Linked DNA regions of Homo sapiens: region 2 is linked to region 1. Evidence: chromatin loops called from intact Hi-C (ENCODE). Cell type or tissue: ascending aorta. All regions are shown on one strand.

Region 1 (8,000 bases):
GGGTCTCATGCTGGACTGCAGTGGAGTGACCTTAGCTCACTGCAACCTCCACCTCCTGGGTTCAAGCGATTCTCCTGTCTCAGCCTCCCCAGCCTCCCGAGTAGCTGGGACTACAGGCACGCGCGCCACCATGCCCAGCTATTTTTTTTTTTTTTTTTTTTGTATTTTTAGTAGAGATGGGGTTTGGCCATGTTGGCCAGGCTGCTCTCGAATTCCCGACCGCAGGTGATCCACCCGCCTCAGCCTCTCAAACTGCTGGGATTACAGGCGTGAGCCACTGCACCCGGCCCCCAAATGTTACAACTTCTAACTGAATACCTTAAGACCTCTTAACATCAGAGTTATGGAATAAAGTTCAAGTATAACCCATACAAAGAAAAAAATTAGCAAACATACTGATAAAAATAAATAATGTTTACTTATTTAAAATGTTGTGGTGGCACATGCCTGTAGTCCCAGCTACCAGGGAGGCTAAGGTGGGAGGGATCACTTAAGCCCAGGAGTTTGAGGCTGCAAAGAGCTAGGCACCACTGCACTCTAGCCTGGGCAACAGAGCAATACCCTATTAAAAAATATATATATATATCATATATGATATATATACACCTATATATAATCTATATATCATATATATAGATATATATACCTGTCATAAAATGTATTGAAAAAACCCTTAAAATTTTATATTGCTGAAATTATTTCTAATAATAAGAGATAAATGATGTTCCTAGTCAAAACTGAAAAAGGGATATACAGAGAAATTAAAAGTAGGTGAGAAAGGAATAAATCATGTTTATTTTCAATGCTAAAATAATAGTCAACTCAAACAACCTGGGACTATGATTAATACACAGTACCTGTCAAACTAGCACAGCATGCTAGGTAAAAGATATGAATCAAAACTACTGCAAGACACATGGTTAATTCCTGATATACTTATTTCTGAATTTCTATCGTTTTCCATTTTGAAATAGCCTCTGGTTTGTTGGCAGTCTTCTCATGACAAGCTTCTTTAAATACAGAAAATGTATCTCTCAAAGTGATACACTGAGTCAGAGTTATCTTAAAAGCTACCTTTAAGATAACTTTTTTACTTCTCTAAACTACATCCCCACCTCTCCCAGGGAATGCTTATTAGCCCTTTTCAATTTCCTTTGGCACAAACAGGGGACTCTCCTAACCTAGGAAGACTTAAAATAGTGAGTTGTCCTCATCTCTGATACCCAGGTGTGCTTAAGATCAAAATTTAATATTCCCTTTTCAATATTAATCCATTCATTTTATTTTAGTTGCAATCATTCAGTGGTTGGGAGTAACACTTGGATCACTTAAAGCAGTAAAGAAAATTAGATTACAAAAAATGCAGCAGCTGTTCATGACAAACTCTGCATGAAAATTGTAGGTAAAGACCAGAATCCAGATATATCATGTCCACCCTCTGCCACTGTCCTTATAGGAGGGAGAAATTTGCAGTTATTCAAATAAAGGTTTCATTTACCAAGAAGCTTTAAAAAATACCTAAGTTCCATTCATACTGCAAAACGTTCATTTAAAACCACTTTTAGCTAGTCACTAAATCATTATATCCTAGAAATAAATATATTTTGCTCTAGCTTAAAAGTTAAAAATAAGAATCTTTAACATCCCTATAATTTAAAACTTTTTTAAGCTAATTAATCATGGATTTTTCCCTCTACCTTGTTAGTATGATTGGTGAGGTCTTTTTGAATTTCACTAAAAATTAGGAGGTATAATGGCATAAATGCAAATTAAGTTCACCAAGTCAAACAAAGTACTAAACATAAAGGTTATAGAATTTTAATATACTAAAGAAAACAGCAAGGAGGCAAGGTAAAAGATTTGGTAGGAATTCCATCAAAACTCTGCCAATTGTGGGGCAAGGTAGACATGTGTTAAACTGTATTTTATTCAGGTCTTCACACTATGAAGCATCATTACACAACTTGACTTTGTAATTTTTTCCGGAAGCAATAAAGAACTGTTCTCACTTTCTAATCAGCTTCAGCCGAATCTTAAGGGCTACAAGTCACCCAAAGCCTGGCAACAGTAACTTTTCTTCCTTGACCCAAGAAGGCAGACTGCCAGAGGGAAATAGCAAAGAGTAGCACTATATAAACAGGGCAAGAGGCACAAGAGCAGAGGCAAGTTATATAACCAAAATATATTTTAAAACATGTTCATAACTCGTAACAACCTTTGCCTTTAGTTGGTTTCTTGTTTGGAGTATCAGTTGAAACAGTTAATTCAATATTATCTGGATCGCCTCCTTCCTCTTCAATAGCCTACATTAGAAAGAGAAGTTAATATGCTACACAATCTATCTAAACTTATTTTATAAAAACGAAATGAAAAAAAATTTAGCAAACCTCAAGCCTCAAGACATTAGAATTGCCAGTCATTTCATCAACCGACTTCAAAAATGAGCAATTAAACTACACGAAAGAGTGAGAGAAACTTTCAGGGGAAAAAAATCATTAGGTATCAAAATCGCAAGGAGTTTTAAATTCTACCGTGTCAAGATAATTAAATATCACATCATACTGGCCAAAAATCCAAATATGTTCTATTGCAGAAAAGTTGCTAGCTACTAAAGTAAATAACTAAAAAGAGTTTTCCTAGTTTCTGTAATGCAAACTTACTGCTCCTCTGCTACAATTCCAACGCTCACTCAAACCAGAAAGCTAATCAGGAAAGAAAAAGTAATTATTGCGCTGATGCAAAAACTAAAAGCCTAGTGGAAAACAAAAACTCTGTCACCCACCCATCAACTCCCACTACCAATTCCCCCTCAAGATGGGGAAGAAACGGTTGGGCACAATTAAACGGTAACTTCGCAGAAGTCACCAAAGTAACCATTCCCTCTGAGGCCAAGAAATGCACACGCTCACCATGGCTAAAGGCTGGGGAGCCAGCGCCTCCCAGGTCTCCGCGATCGCCCTTGGGAGGCCGCGCCGGCCGGCCGCAACCCTCGCAGCCTGGCGGGGACGTCCCGGGGAGGCGGAGGCACGCTGGGCTGCGGTGGCCGGTCCCTCGCAGGCCCGGCCCGGCCCGGGGCGCGGGGCGGGGGCACCGCGGAAGGGTCCCCGTCCTCCACGCTCGCGGGAGCCGCCCCTGGCCTCCCTACCATGCCGTTCCGCAGGTCCCAGCGGCTGCGGGCAGCCGGAGGCTGCGGCGGAAGCGGGGCGCCGAGGCGCGGCCTAAGTTCCCCTTCCCGGTCCTTTCCGGTCCTCGCCGGGCCTCACCTGCTTGAGTCGGGAGATGAGCACGGTCTTGACTCCGGTGATGTCTAAGTTCCGCCGCTTCAGCTCGGACTTCAGATCGATGACCCGCAGATCGGTGATCTTTTTACCTTCCGCCTGACCCGAGGCGGCCGAGGCTGCCACCGCACCGGTAGCGGCAGCCATCTTAGAAGAGCAGCGCGCTGCCGAGGCAGCGAGTGGGCTGCAGGGCGGCGGCAGCAGCGCCAACTTCCACCCAGGCCTCGGCGGCCGCCGGCGCCGCGCAGCGCTGCGCACAATGAGCCGCTGGCCCCTCCCCCGGTCCGCCACCCTAGCGCAACCTGCAGCAGCAGCCGCCAGCACCCGGATGACGGCCGCGCGTGCGCGTTGGCGCAGGGACCGGCAGCGGCGCGCTCGGTCGAGCGGGCCGCGGCCACTTGGGCGGTGCGCTCCCTTGTGTGGACTGGGAGGTCGGGCACGTCCTACCGCAGCAACGTCCGCCGCGCCGCCGTTCTCTCGTCGCTTCGTTAGCCATTTTCTTGCAACGTCTTGAGTCTTGAGCAACAACGATGTGCGGGCACTGAATGACATAGTGCGCGCGTTACTCAACACAAACCGAGGGGGCGCGTGCGCGCGCTGAACCTCTCAAGGAAATACTTTATCAGTTCTGCTGAATAATCGAAAAATTGTCGCCGGTGTGCACCAACGAACTAGGTTCCCCGAGTTCCATTCAAAAGACCTCAAAGCAGTTCTAGGGCTGTTAGTCCAAAGAATAGGAAGGGCTGGCCTTTGACACATGGCTCATTGGCTGTCTCAGGAGAAAACATCATCGCCCTGCCCATGGCAGCTTAGGTTATTCTAGGGCTGCCCTTCCTCACTTGAAAAACAGGAAAACTTCTTTCTTGTTGGCCTCAGGTTTGCTATCCTCCCCGGTAGACCTGATGGCTCAACACGAAATTGTTCAATGAAAGAGAAAACTAGCTTATAAGTACTTGTTGCCGTTATCATATACTGTGTTCACTATTTTGCCCCCCAAAATTTGGGATTCCAAGAACAGTGAGCATCTTCTTATGGAGGATCGGCCTGTACAAGTGAGTACCTATTTGTAATTTTACCTTGTATTATTCATTATCAAAGTGCAAGCATTGATAAAATAAAACGATTCTATAAATTCCATAAGGTGATTATGATGCACAATTAACTATACTGTATTTCCTGGTTTTACAACTTAAATTCCTGAGATCTGACTCACTTTAGGTTACTTTTTCTGATTGGCTCAAAAAAAAGGAAGACTGGACATTATAAAAGAATACCTGACATTAGGGTAGTTCTTTACAGTTTATAAGGCACTTTGACGTACAGTAACCCCCTTAATCCTTCCCAAGTCTGTCAAGTAAATCTCCGTGAGGCTTAGAGAGATTAAATGACTTGCCCATGTTCACACAGCTGGTATGTGGCCGAGCTGTGCTCAAATCCCAGGCTCCTGATTCCAAATCCAGCTCTGTCTCTGCTACAACATTGGATTCACAATAATAGAAGTTTAGAATGCAAGACTCCTTAGAAATCTTCTGGCCCATCACTTGAGGTCAGGAGTTCAAGACCAAACTGGCCAAGATACAGGGTTTAGTAGAAACCCCGTCTCTACAAAAAATACAAAAATTAGCCGGGTGTGGTGGTGAGCACCTGTAATCCCCGCTACTCGGGAGACTGAGGCAGGAGAATCACCTGAACCCGGAAGGCAGGGGTTGCAGTGAGATCCGGCCGCTGCACTCCACCCTGGGCAACAGAGCAAGATCCTGTCTCAAAAAAAAAAAAAAAGTCTGGGTGCTGTGGCTCATGCCTGTAATCCCTGCACTTTGGGAGGCTGAGGTGGGTGGATCACTAGAGGTCAGAAGTTCAAGACCAGCCTGGCCAACATGGTGAATCCCCATCTCTACTAAAAATACAAAAAATTAGCCGGGCATGGTGGTGCATACCTGTAATCCCAGCTACTTGGGAGGCTGGGGCAGAAGAATCGCTTGAACCCAGGAGGCGGAGGTTGTAGTGAGCTGAGATCACGCCATTGCACTCCAGCCTGGGCAACAGAGCTAGACTCCGTCTCAAAAAGAAAAAAAGAAAAAAAAATCTTCTGGCCCAGCCCTCAAGATTTTAAGAGATTTATCTGGGAACTTACAGTTACACTCTCTCTTTTTTTTGTTTTTGTTTTTATTTTTATTCTTTTGACAGGGTCTCACTGTGTCACCCAGACTGGAGTGCAGTGGCGTGATCATGGCTCACTGCAGCCTCAACCTCCCAGGCTCAAGTGATCCTCCCACCTCAGCCTCCTGAATAGCTAGACTACAGGCGCCTGCCACTATGCCTGGCTAATTTTTGTATTTTTTGTAGAGACAGGGTTTCACCACGTTGTTGCCCAGTCTGGTCTCAAACTCCTGGGCTCAAGTGATCCTTCCCCCTCAGCCTCTCAAGTAGCATGCCAGCACACCCAGCTAATTTTTCTTTTCTTTTCTTTTTTTTTTTTTTTTTTTTGTAGAGACAGGGTCTCACTATGTTGCCCAGGCTGGTCTCAAATTCCTGGTCTTACACTATCCTCCTGCTTCAGCCTCCCAAAGTGCTGGGATTACAGACGTGAGCCATCACACCTAGCCCGAACAGGCTTTTAAACCTTTCCTACCTTGAAACATCTTCATTTGACTCAGCTATTTCCTTTTGACAATAGTTACATTATTGTGTACTTATCTTAATGAAAAGCACATAGGTTATATTAAATAGTGATGGGGAGATAAATCATATAGATGTCTCTCTGAAGATAATGAAGATGTTTGACAAAACACTTTGAAACTTTTTTTTTTTTTGAGATGGAGTCTCACTCAGTCGCCCAGGCTGGAGTGCATTGGCACAATCTCGGCTCACTGCAAGCTCCGCCTCCCGGGTTCACGCCATTCTCCTGCCTCAGCCTCCCGAGTAGCTGGGACTACAGGCACCTGCCACTATGCCTGGCTAATTTTTTTGCATTTTTAGTAGAGATAGGGTTTCACCGTGTTAGCCAGGATGGTCTCGATCTCCTGACCTCATGATCCGCCCGTCTCGGCCTCCCAAAGCGCTGGGATTACAGGCGTCAGCCTCTGCGCCCGGCCTACATTTTGAAACTTTTTAAAACATAAAAACCATAAAAGAAATAACAAGGTAATGAGAAATTACTGGGCCAAAATTTGAGAGAAGGCTGAAATCTAGAGAGATGAGACCACCATTTGGAATAAAAGAAGCTGTTTGCTAATGCTGAAAGACAGGTGAGATTTGAGCACCACTTTTGGGTGATTTAAGGGATAAAAGGTGGAGCCGAGTCTGCCAAAGGAAGGGGGCCTGATTTGCCATCCCAAACTTAGTTTTTTTGTTGTTGTTTTTTGGGGTATTTTTGTTTACTTTGTTTTTTTTGAGACGGAGCCTTGCTCTGTCACTCAGGCTGGAGTGTCGTGGCCCAATCTCAGCTCACTGCAACCTCCACCTCCCGGCTTCAAGTGATTATCCTGCCTCAGCCTCCTGAGCAGATGGGATTACAGTCATGCGCCACCGTGCCCAGCTAAATTTTTGTATTTTTGTAGAGACGAGGTTTCACCATGGTGGCCAGGCTGGTCTTATGCTCCTGACCTCGCTGTTCTCGAACTCCTGACCTCGAGTACTCTGCCTGCCTCGGCCTCCCAAAGTGTTGGGATTACAGGCATGAGCCACCGTGCCTGGCCCCAGACTTACTTTTGAGACACTAAAGGACTGCTCTCTAGAAGAAAACATGAACTTAGAGTAAGGAAAGCCTTGCAAAGACTGCAGCCATCTTGATGTCATGCTAATGACATGAAGTCATGTTGTAAGACCTAACGGTGTCATATTAATGCCACTGCTACCTAGCAGAAGCAAATGTAAATTATCCTTGAAGGGACATACAACAAATTACCTATGTTCACAAGTTGCTTTTACAAATATTTTTTAAATTACAGTGTCTAGGCCAGGCACGGTGGCTCACGCCTGTAATCCCAGCTCTTTGGGAGGCCGAGGCGGGAGGATCACCTGACGTCAGGAGTTCGAGACCAGCCTGGCCAACATGGTGAAACCCCGTCTCTACTAAAAATACCAAAAGTAGCCAAGCATGGTGACAGGCGCCTGTAGTTCCAGCTACTCAGGAGGCTGAGGCAGGAGAATCGCTTGAACCGGGTGGCAGAGGTTGCGATGAGTTGAGATTGCACCACTGCACTCCAGCCTAGGCAACAGAGCAAGACTCCATCTAAAACATAAATAAATAAATAAATATCTGCCTCTTAGGACACAGAATAGAGGATTGGAGAAGGGAGAAATTGGAGATATCCAGCACAGACAGTGAGGGACAGACAGAATTCAGAGAGAAATCCAAAATAATTGTAGTTGAAATTTCAGAAAGAAAAGAGAATGGGGTCAAACCAATCTCTGAAGAGATCATAGATGAAAATTTTCTAAAATTTAAGAAACATATCGATCCATAGATTCAAGAAGTTCAACAAAGCCCAAGTAGGATACATTTTAAAATCATGCAAGACACATCATAGTGAAACTACAGAAGAAGATCAAAGAGAAAATCTTAAAGGAGGCAGAGAAAAACATTAGATTGCCTTCATAGGAGCAAATATAAGATAAATGTTTACTTTTTTTTTTTTTTTTTGAGATGGAGTCTTGCCACTGGAGTGCAGTGGTGTGATCTTAGCTGACTGCAACCTCCGCCTTCCAGGTTCAAGCGAT
Region 2 (8,000 bases), 370 kb after region 1:
TCAGGTGATCTGCCTGCCTCAGCCTCCCAAAGTGCTGGGATAAAAAGCCACCATGTCTGGCTTTTAAAATTTTTATAATTTTTTGAGACAGGGTCGTGCTCTTGTGGCCTGGGCTGGAGTACAGTGGTGCGATGAGGGCTCACTGCCACCTCGACCTCCTGGGCTCAAGTGATCCTCCCACCTCAGCCCTGGAGTAGCTGGGACTACAGGTGTGCACTACCATGCTTGGCTAATTTTTTTGAATTTTAGTACAGATGAGGTCTCACTATGTTGCCCGGGTTGGTCTTGAACTCCTAAGCTCGAGTGATCCTCCCACCGTGGGCTTTGAAAGTGCTGGGATTACAGGCATGAGTTTTCCTTTGTCTTTTATGATGGTGACATTTTAAACAGTTCAGGCAAGTTATTTTATAGAATTTCCCTCCATTTGAGTTTGCCTGATATTTGTCATACTTAGATTCATCTTTCACATTTTTGACTAGAATTCTAGGCAAATAATTTTGTGTCCTTCTGAGGGCATGATGTCCAGAGGTACATGATATTTGTAGGTGATATTCACTTTCATCATTTGGTTAAGTATTTTCCAACTTCCCCACTGCGTAATTTTTCCTATTACAAATGCAAAGTGATTTGTGGTGAGATACTTTGCGACTATGTAAATATCCTGTTCCTCATCAAACCTTAAGAACTGACTGAAAAAATTTACATTTACAAATCTAGTTATTTGGTACCCTGGGGGAATGTATTAAACTCCGAAACTGAGTTTTTCAGACAGTCAAGGGCCATGGAGTATGTGTTTGGGCTTCTTAGATACATGACTTCCTCACAGCCCGCTGAGTTCCAGAGAGGCTGAGGTTGCCCGATAGCTGTGCCCTGATCAGTGATACTGCGTTCTACCTCCACAAGGTGTGAAATCATGCATTCCTAGAAGCTGAACTGAAAACCAGAACTATGAGTCAAGGTGATTCTTAATGGCCCAGACAGCACTGTGGGAAGAGGCATAGAAGGAAATCAGGTCTGTCCATATGCAAAGCTGCTATGTGTGGGATGTTCACGTCTGGTTTCCTCCCTCGGGGTGCCTGTGAACCTCACCCCTGCTCCAATCCTGTTCCCCCTCTCTTCCTTGACTACAGTGGCATTAAATAAGAACCTATTTAAAGGGTAGAAATGGAAGGAGTTCTTTCAGACCAGATCGCTTAAATCCAGGTGAGGACTGGGGGTAAAGGACAACATGAGTGAAAAGGATGGAGTCCAATCATTCAGTTCAAAGAGGTTGCCAACATCTGTCCTTGAATCACAAAGAGGAAAGTTCTTCTCTATGCCCAACCTTTGATTCCCGCCATTCTTGTTTCCACAAGGGAATCTGCTGCCACCTGGGATAACCATTAAACATTTTCTTTTTGCTAAAAATTATTGTGTGGAAATATTACCTCAGATGACTTTGTTATACAAGAACCACCACTTCCACAACTACAGTGACTGGGATAGATCCTCAGAAAAAAAGCCTGGTCTCTATGGCAAATTATCACAGACATGAAGGCCAGTGAGCTTATTCAGAGGCCAAAGATTCTTGCTCTGCCAATATTACGGCCACATGTTTTACAAGCCTGGAGTCCATTTCTTAAAGGTATGTGTGTAGGTTCGTGATTTTAATATTAATAGCTACTGCTGACACATCACTGGAAAAACACAGGTTTTCCATTTTGACGGTAAAAGGTTTACATTTAGGATTCATTTATCCCTCCCTTAGCTTGAGTAATGAGATACAAATTACTGGTAGTGCCCTCCAAAATTCCTCAGGCTTCATAAACACAAACAGGAATTGGCAATAACAGTAATTACAGGGATGGCATTTTTTAAATAGCCGCCGCACTCTTGTGGTTTTCTTTCCTGAACTGCATCCTATATTTTTCATTTATTCAATCATTCACTGATTCAATCATTTCACCTAGTCAACAAAACTTATGTTAGGCCTTGGGGATAGGATGATGTTTTAAAAAGATACAAAGGTTTACAAATTAATTACTTAAGTCTGCATTTATAGTTCCACTGTGAAGAAATGGGCTTTGTTGCCATAAGATTCAATTCTTTCATCTTCTAAAAATCCTGAGTGAGCTATGAAGAAAAAGAATATAAATGCAATTCACTCCGAAGTGTGAAATATTACCCCTGGCTACCAGGTAAGCTGAGAAGACTGTGAGTTCACACAAATCATTGATCTTTCTTGACAACTGAATCCTAACCTGATGACCCCATTTAAAGAAACTCTGTAGTTTCATTTTAGAAACACCAGCCCAAATTCTGACGATAATTAGCTCTAATCATCATTTATGCCATTTAAATTAAGTTGATTAGATTTTCCCTAACAATTTTCCACTCAGAAGTTGCTATTTTAAAAATCTCAATGCCCAGCTGTGAGACGCACAAATTTGGTGTGAGGTATGTGATACCATCTCCTATCTGGCAAAGGTTTTAAATATCCTAACTGGAACCCCTAAATCTTTAATGTAATGTAAGATCTCCGTGAGATATACTTTGTCACCACTGAGAAGCTAAAAGGGCATTTGAGCAACTGTTCACCACAAACCAGTCAGCTACTTTATAATTTATCATCTGGTGAAATCCTAAGAGCCTGGGCTTTGGGTCCTCTTGAATCTCTTCTAGATGAAAATCTTGGGCAGTTCTTCCCAACCAGCATGCCTGGCAATGAATGCCAGTCCCTAGGAAAAGGCTGAAGGGGGTGCTGGGTTTTCCTGTTCCCATGGCTCTGCCTGCCCAGCACGCGCACACACACACACACACAGACACACACACACACGCACGGTCATTTCTGGTGCACACAGGCACACACACACGGCCATTTCTGGTGTGCACACACACCCCCATTCCCATTTCTGAGTCTTTATTGGCAAAGATACTTCTAGAGGCTTAGAACCACTGGACACTCCCACAAACATCTTCAGACACCACCCTCCCCACCCACTGCTATTTCCCCACTCTGCCCGCTCATTCTCAGACCTAAGCACAAGAGGAAGTGAGTCTACCCATGATGCGGTCACACTTTTTGAAACCTGGAAGTGGGCCACATGTTGTAAAAGGAAGCTGAACGCTGGTGCACTGATCTAGAAACCTGTGATCGCCTTCTAGCTATAAATCTTCCGGGGTTCCCATTAAAAAAGAAATTCCCAAACTGCCCCTCTTTTGTTGGAGCTATGATTATGAAAAATCCTGACAGGCTTTCTTGAAGGTCTCACAGGCTAGCTCTAAGAAGCTAGCCAAACGATAAAATCACAATCATAACAAACTCTTGGAGGAGGGAGCTTATTGTATATCTTTCTTTTTTTCCTTTTTTTTCTTTTTTTTTTTTTTTTTTTGAGACAGAGTATTGCTCTGTTGCCCAGGCTAGAGTGCACTGGCACCATGCCAGCTCATTGCAACCTCTGCCTCCCATGTTCAAGAGATTCTCCTGCCTCAGCCTCTGGAGTAGCTGGGATTACAGGCACATGCCACCATACCTGGCTAATTTTTGTACTTTTAGTAGACATGGTGCTTCACCATGTTGGCCAGGCTGGTCTTGAAATCCTGACTTCAGGTGATACGTCTGCCTCGACCTCCTAAAGTGCTAGGTGTGAGCCACCGCACCTGGCACATTTGTTTTCCTTTTTAAATTTTATCAGTGGCAGCCTCTGAATCCTCAAGATGTATTAAAAATGTCTTCCTAATTAATGTCTCCACTCTCTTTTGAGGAAAATATGGATTCAACAATAAGAATGTATCTTTACATCTGAGCATTTAAAAATAGATTAATTCTCCCATTTATACTATAGCAACTTGTAGTCAACAAAATTTCCCTTCTCTTTTCCTCAGAAATGCCCTCATTCCCAGGAAATTTTACCCCAGTCTGCTGGGAGCAGGAACATCTCTGTGCAATCCTGAAAGCCAGCCTTCTTTTGAGATGCCCTCATCCCCTCACCGACTCAACAGCCCTGCCTTAAGTGAAAGCACCTAGGACCCTCAACTGTGTCTCCTGGGCTAATGCCCGAAGGCTATAATGTTTAATTGAAGAGATCTTCTTGGATGCTGAGAGGAATAAAGTCAGTCAGTAACAACCACTCTCCTCGGTCCTTGAGGCAGCTTTATTGTGGCTAAGTCCATATTCTGCCATGACCTGGCAGAGAGAAGAGGCTTAGCACTGGAGCCTGCTGGAGCCTGAAGAGCGGACTCCAAATTCCTCTTCTGCGACTTACTACTGGCTGGGTGGCCCAGGGGATTCTCTTTAACTCTTTTGTTTCCAACCTCACAGGGTTGACTTCCAAGATAGAGAACGGGAAAGCTAACCTGAAGATGTCATATCAATGAGTTATTTTGATAACATCAAGAGATCATCTGTGATACTACTGATTCGTTTTTCCTAATACATACCCTCATCCTAATTGCTATGCACTCAAATAACTTACCTTCCCCTGCCCTCAAACCCATTTTCAAACTAATGCAAACAGAACACCTACGTAAAGGTAGGTTCGTCCCCTGCCTGGCAGAACTAAAGCCTCTGTTGGAGGTAATAAGAACATGGGGTCTGGCCAATTCTCAGGAAAGTCCCAGGCACCATGAGCATCAGATGTGGGGAGAAAAAAAGGCAGGAAAAGTTAGAAAAGAGTACACCTTGAGGCTAACAGAAACCAGCGTGCCAATGAGGGGATCAGTTTGTGACTCAAGTAAGATTTAGGGACATGTCCAATTAACGAAGGCACTGTCCTAAATGTCTTGAGAAAAAAGGCACCCCAAAATAGACCTTCTATATGATCACAGACATTAACATGCCATCTTGAAATGGCAACATACTGCAAAAGAATGCTGACAAGGTGAGACGCGGGGCAGTGTGCTGGGTAGACAAGGCCAGTATTTAGAAGTCAGAACACCTTAGCTGGGTGACCACTGCAGTCACTTAAGGCCGCTTAGTCTCACTTTCCTCATCCATGACAAGGGTGCCACAATCTAACTCATGAGGCCAGGAGGAAAAGTTCTGTGTCTAGGACTCATCTGTATTATTGGATTTCACATGTCGTCTTGACCTTAATTAGACATAACACAACTGATTTTTTGACTAGGCGCTGCATGCCACCTGAGCAAAGAAATCTGTCTCTTTTTCTCTGAATCTCCAGAGTCCATCTAACACAGTGCCTGACACACCTTGGGGCTTGATCAATTTTATTCCATTTACAACTGAAAAATGAGGTGTAAAGTAATACATTATAAACTCTGGACACTATATAAATTATACAAATATGTTAAAAATTATTGAAAGTAAATAAAAGACACTTGCCAATTTAGAAGCTAAAAATGGCATTGGAAGTTAAGGACTGGTAAAGCTGTCTCCAGTCCTGCCCAGGGGAGAAGGACATTTTGACCAGGGCACCTATGAATACAATCTCTTAGGCCAAGGCATCTCTAGAGTGGAGAAAGGAAACTTTCAGTTGTTGTCTGGTGAGAATACCCCTCAGAATCACTCCAAGCCACCTACATATTAACTGGTTCCCACACAGAAGAAAATGTAATGCCTGGCTGGTATTTTGAGAAGCCAGCTTGGCAGGTGAGTTCCATGCTGCAAATAAAGTCTTCAGCTTCAGACCCTCATCAAGTCTAAATTTGATTGTTAGAATTAGATGTCAGCTTGATAAAATCCATCATCTAAAATGCAAAAGCCAGCCTGAGCAACGTGGCGAAACCCTGTCTCTACCAAAAATACAAAAATTGGCCGGGTGTGGTGGTGGCATGTGCCTGTAGTTCTAGCTACTTGGGAGCCTGAGATGGGAGAATCACCTGAGCCAGGAGGTCGAGGCTGCAGTGAGACGGGATTGTGCCATAGTCCTTCAGCCTGGGCAACACAGTGAGACCCTTTCCTAGCTACTGAGGAGGCTGAGGCAGGAGAATTGCTTGAACCCGAGGGGCAGAAGTTGCAGTGAGCCGAGACCGTACCACTGCACTCCAGCCTGGGTAATAAAGTGAGACTCTGTCTAAAAATAAAGAAAGAAATAAATAAAAAGGAAGAAATTAAAAAAGATAAATAAATAGATACATAAAATGCAAAAGCAAGAGGCAACAGTGCCTTCCAGATCTCTCCTCGGAGTAAGCAGCATAATCCCACAGCGAGATGGTATCTGCGAGTAGTGGCACTGAAGTGTGATCATCTCGCATTTGCCCCTCTCCCTGGCTCACAAATGTGACAGGGAAAGGCGGTGGCACAAAACACCAGGCACAGTGACTGCACACAAAACCATTGCTCAAAAGCTACTTGTTCTACTGAGTCGGCAGTGTAGGACTCTCTTCTGATAAAATTAACAACAACAGCAGGAATATAATGGCCCGTTTCCTGGATATATGGCCTTTCACAGTTAAGAGTTTCCATACACATTAAAGTGATGCCTGGAGGAGTATCAGGCAGGCGTCTCTATTTTCATTTTCTTTTCTTTCTTTTTTTTTTTTTTTTTTAGAGGGAGTTTCGCTCTTGTCACCCAGGCTGGAGTGCAACGGCGCAATCTTGGCTCACTGCAACCTCTGCCTCCTGGGTTCAAGCGATTCTCCTGCGTTAGTCTCTCTAGTAGCTGGGATTACAGGCACACACCGCCACGCCTAGCTAATTTTTGTATTTTTAGTAGAGATGAGGTTTCACCATGTTGGTCAAGCTGGTCTCAAACTCCTGACCTCAGGTGAGTCATCTGCCTTGGCCTCCCACAGTGCTGCGATTACAGGCGTGAGCCACTGCGGCCCGCCTATTTTCTTTTTCTATATGAGAAAGGTGAAGGTCAGGTACGTGGCCAAGGTCACATATAAAGCAAAAGGCAGGGCTGGGTTCCTACGCTACTGTTTCAGTTGGCTTCTTTCCATCTCTTCACAAAACTGAGATGATGGTAACCTTGGATTAACTGGAGCTGAAATATGTGCTAGAATTTCCCTTTAGACCTCCAAAGCCCAGTGAAATTTTTATAGGTGCTACTAGAAAAAGGGGCTTTCTTCTAATTATTTAGGTATGACACAAAATAAATCATGTCATCTTTGCCTTCTTTTTCCTCATTTCAAATGGATGTTGCATCATGGATTCAGCATAACTTTTTTTTCAAGGGGGCTCTGCTGAAACTATGCTCTGTTGCATCCTTAGCCCGTGATCTGGTTAGGGCAGAAATGCCCGGGAATCAGGCTCTTGGTTCAAATTACCCTCCCTAGTACAGATCAAGCGGGACCTAAGACTGCAAAAGTATTTACTGTTGTCAATTAAGCTACAAAATAAGCTATTCATTGACCTTGGCTCAAATCAAATCCTAGAAAATGGAACTTGTCTTTACCCTGTCATAATCAAAATTATGGGTCCTACAGGAAACTTTTTTGTGTCTGTGCTCAGAAAAAAATATGAAGTGGCTTTGCTTTGTCTCTATTTACCATGGTTTCACCATGACCTTGTCCAAGGTCAGTGCTCTGTGAGTCGGCTTATGGCCAACAGGAAGACAACATGGCCGAGCTGTGAGCACCTGACCAGCGTCGAGCAACACTGTGAACGAGTGGTGTATAGCGTCCACTGTCACCAGTTCCTGGAGGTCAGGGCTTGCTTTTTTCTTTCTCAAACAACTGCCTCTAAGCAGCCTTCATATCTAGCAGAATGTCAAAGAAGATCATTCCACAATTTATTTATTATTTATTTATCTATCGAGATGGGGTTTCACTCTGTCGCCCAGGTTGGAGGGCAGTGGCATGATCTCAGCTCACTGCAACCTCTGCCTCCCGGGATCAAGCAATCCTCCCACCTCGGCCTTCTGAGTAGTTGGGACTACAAGCACACACCACCATGCCCGGCTAATTTTTTGTATTTTTAGTAGAGATGGAGTTTTGCCATGTTGCCCAGGCTGGTCTCGAACTCCTGAGCTCAAGTGATCCGCCCACCTCAGCCTCCCAAAGTGCTAGGATTACAGCCATGAGCCACCACGCCCAGCCTATTCCACAGTAACTTAAAT

The links. Peaks named below come from ENCODE experiments on the same cell type or tissue, not always from the same donor. Only the 100,000 strongest peaks of a DNase experiment are listed, where the experiment ranks them.
Region 2: it touches region 1 in a loop (5-fold over the local background); 2 of 110 quality-filtered maps call a loop at or near these places.

The regions. Positions count from the first base shown.
Region 1 is chr15:58,930,141-58,938,140 of GRCh38, forward strand. It overlaps SLTM (SAFB like transcription modulator), which reads right to left and starts at 3,539. Exons shown (of 21, transcript NM_024755.4): 1 at 3,264-3,539; 2 at 2,216-2,303. The coding sequence starts at 3,425. RefSeq lists silencers at 2,896-3,155, 3,526-3,705 and enhancers at 3,206-3,445, 3,736-3,875, 3,896-3,985. In ascending aorta, a CTCF peak has its summit at 3,918; a DNase peak (open chromatin) is centred at 3,801; H3K4me3 peaks cover 3,219 bases; H3K27ac peaks cover 3,972 bases.
Region 2 is chr15:59,297,515-59,305,514 of GRCh38, forward strand. The region is part of intron 1 of MYO1E (myosin IE); the gene reads right to left. Among named protein-coding and RNA genes, the nearest start is that of MYO1E, 71 kb to the right of the region's middle. RefSeq lists silencers at 761-820, 6,703-6,879. In ascending aorta, no CTCF peak of the experiment used is centred here; DNase peaks (open chromatin) are centred at 3,017, 3,427, 6,777 and 7,977; H3K4me3 peaks cover 668 bases; H3K27ac peaks cover 4,569 bases.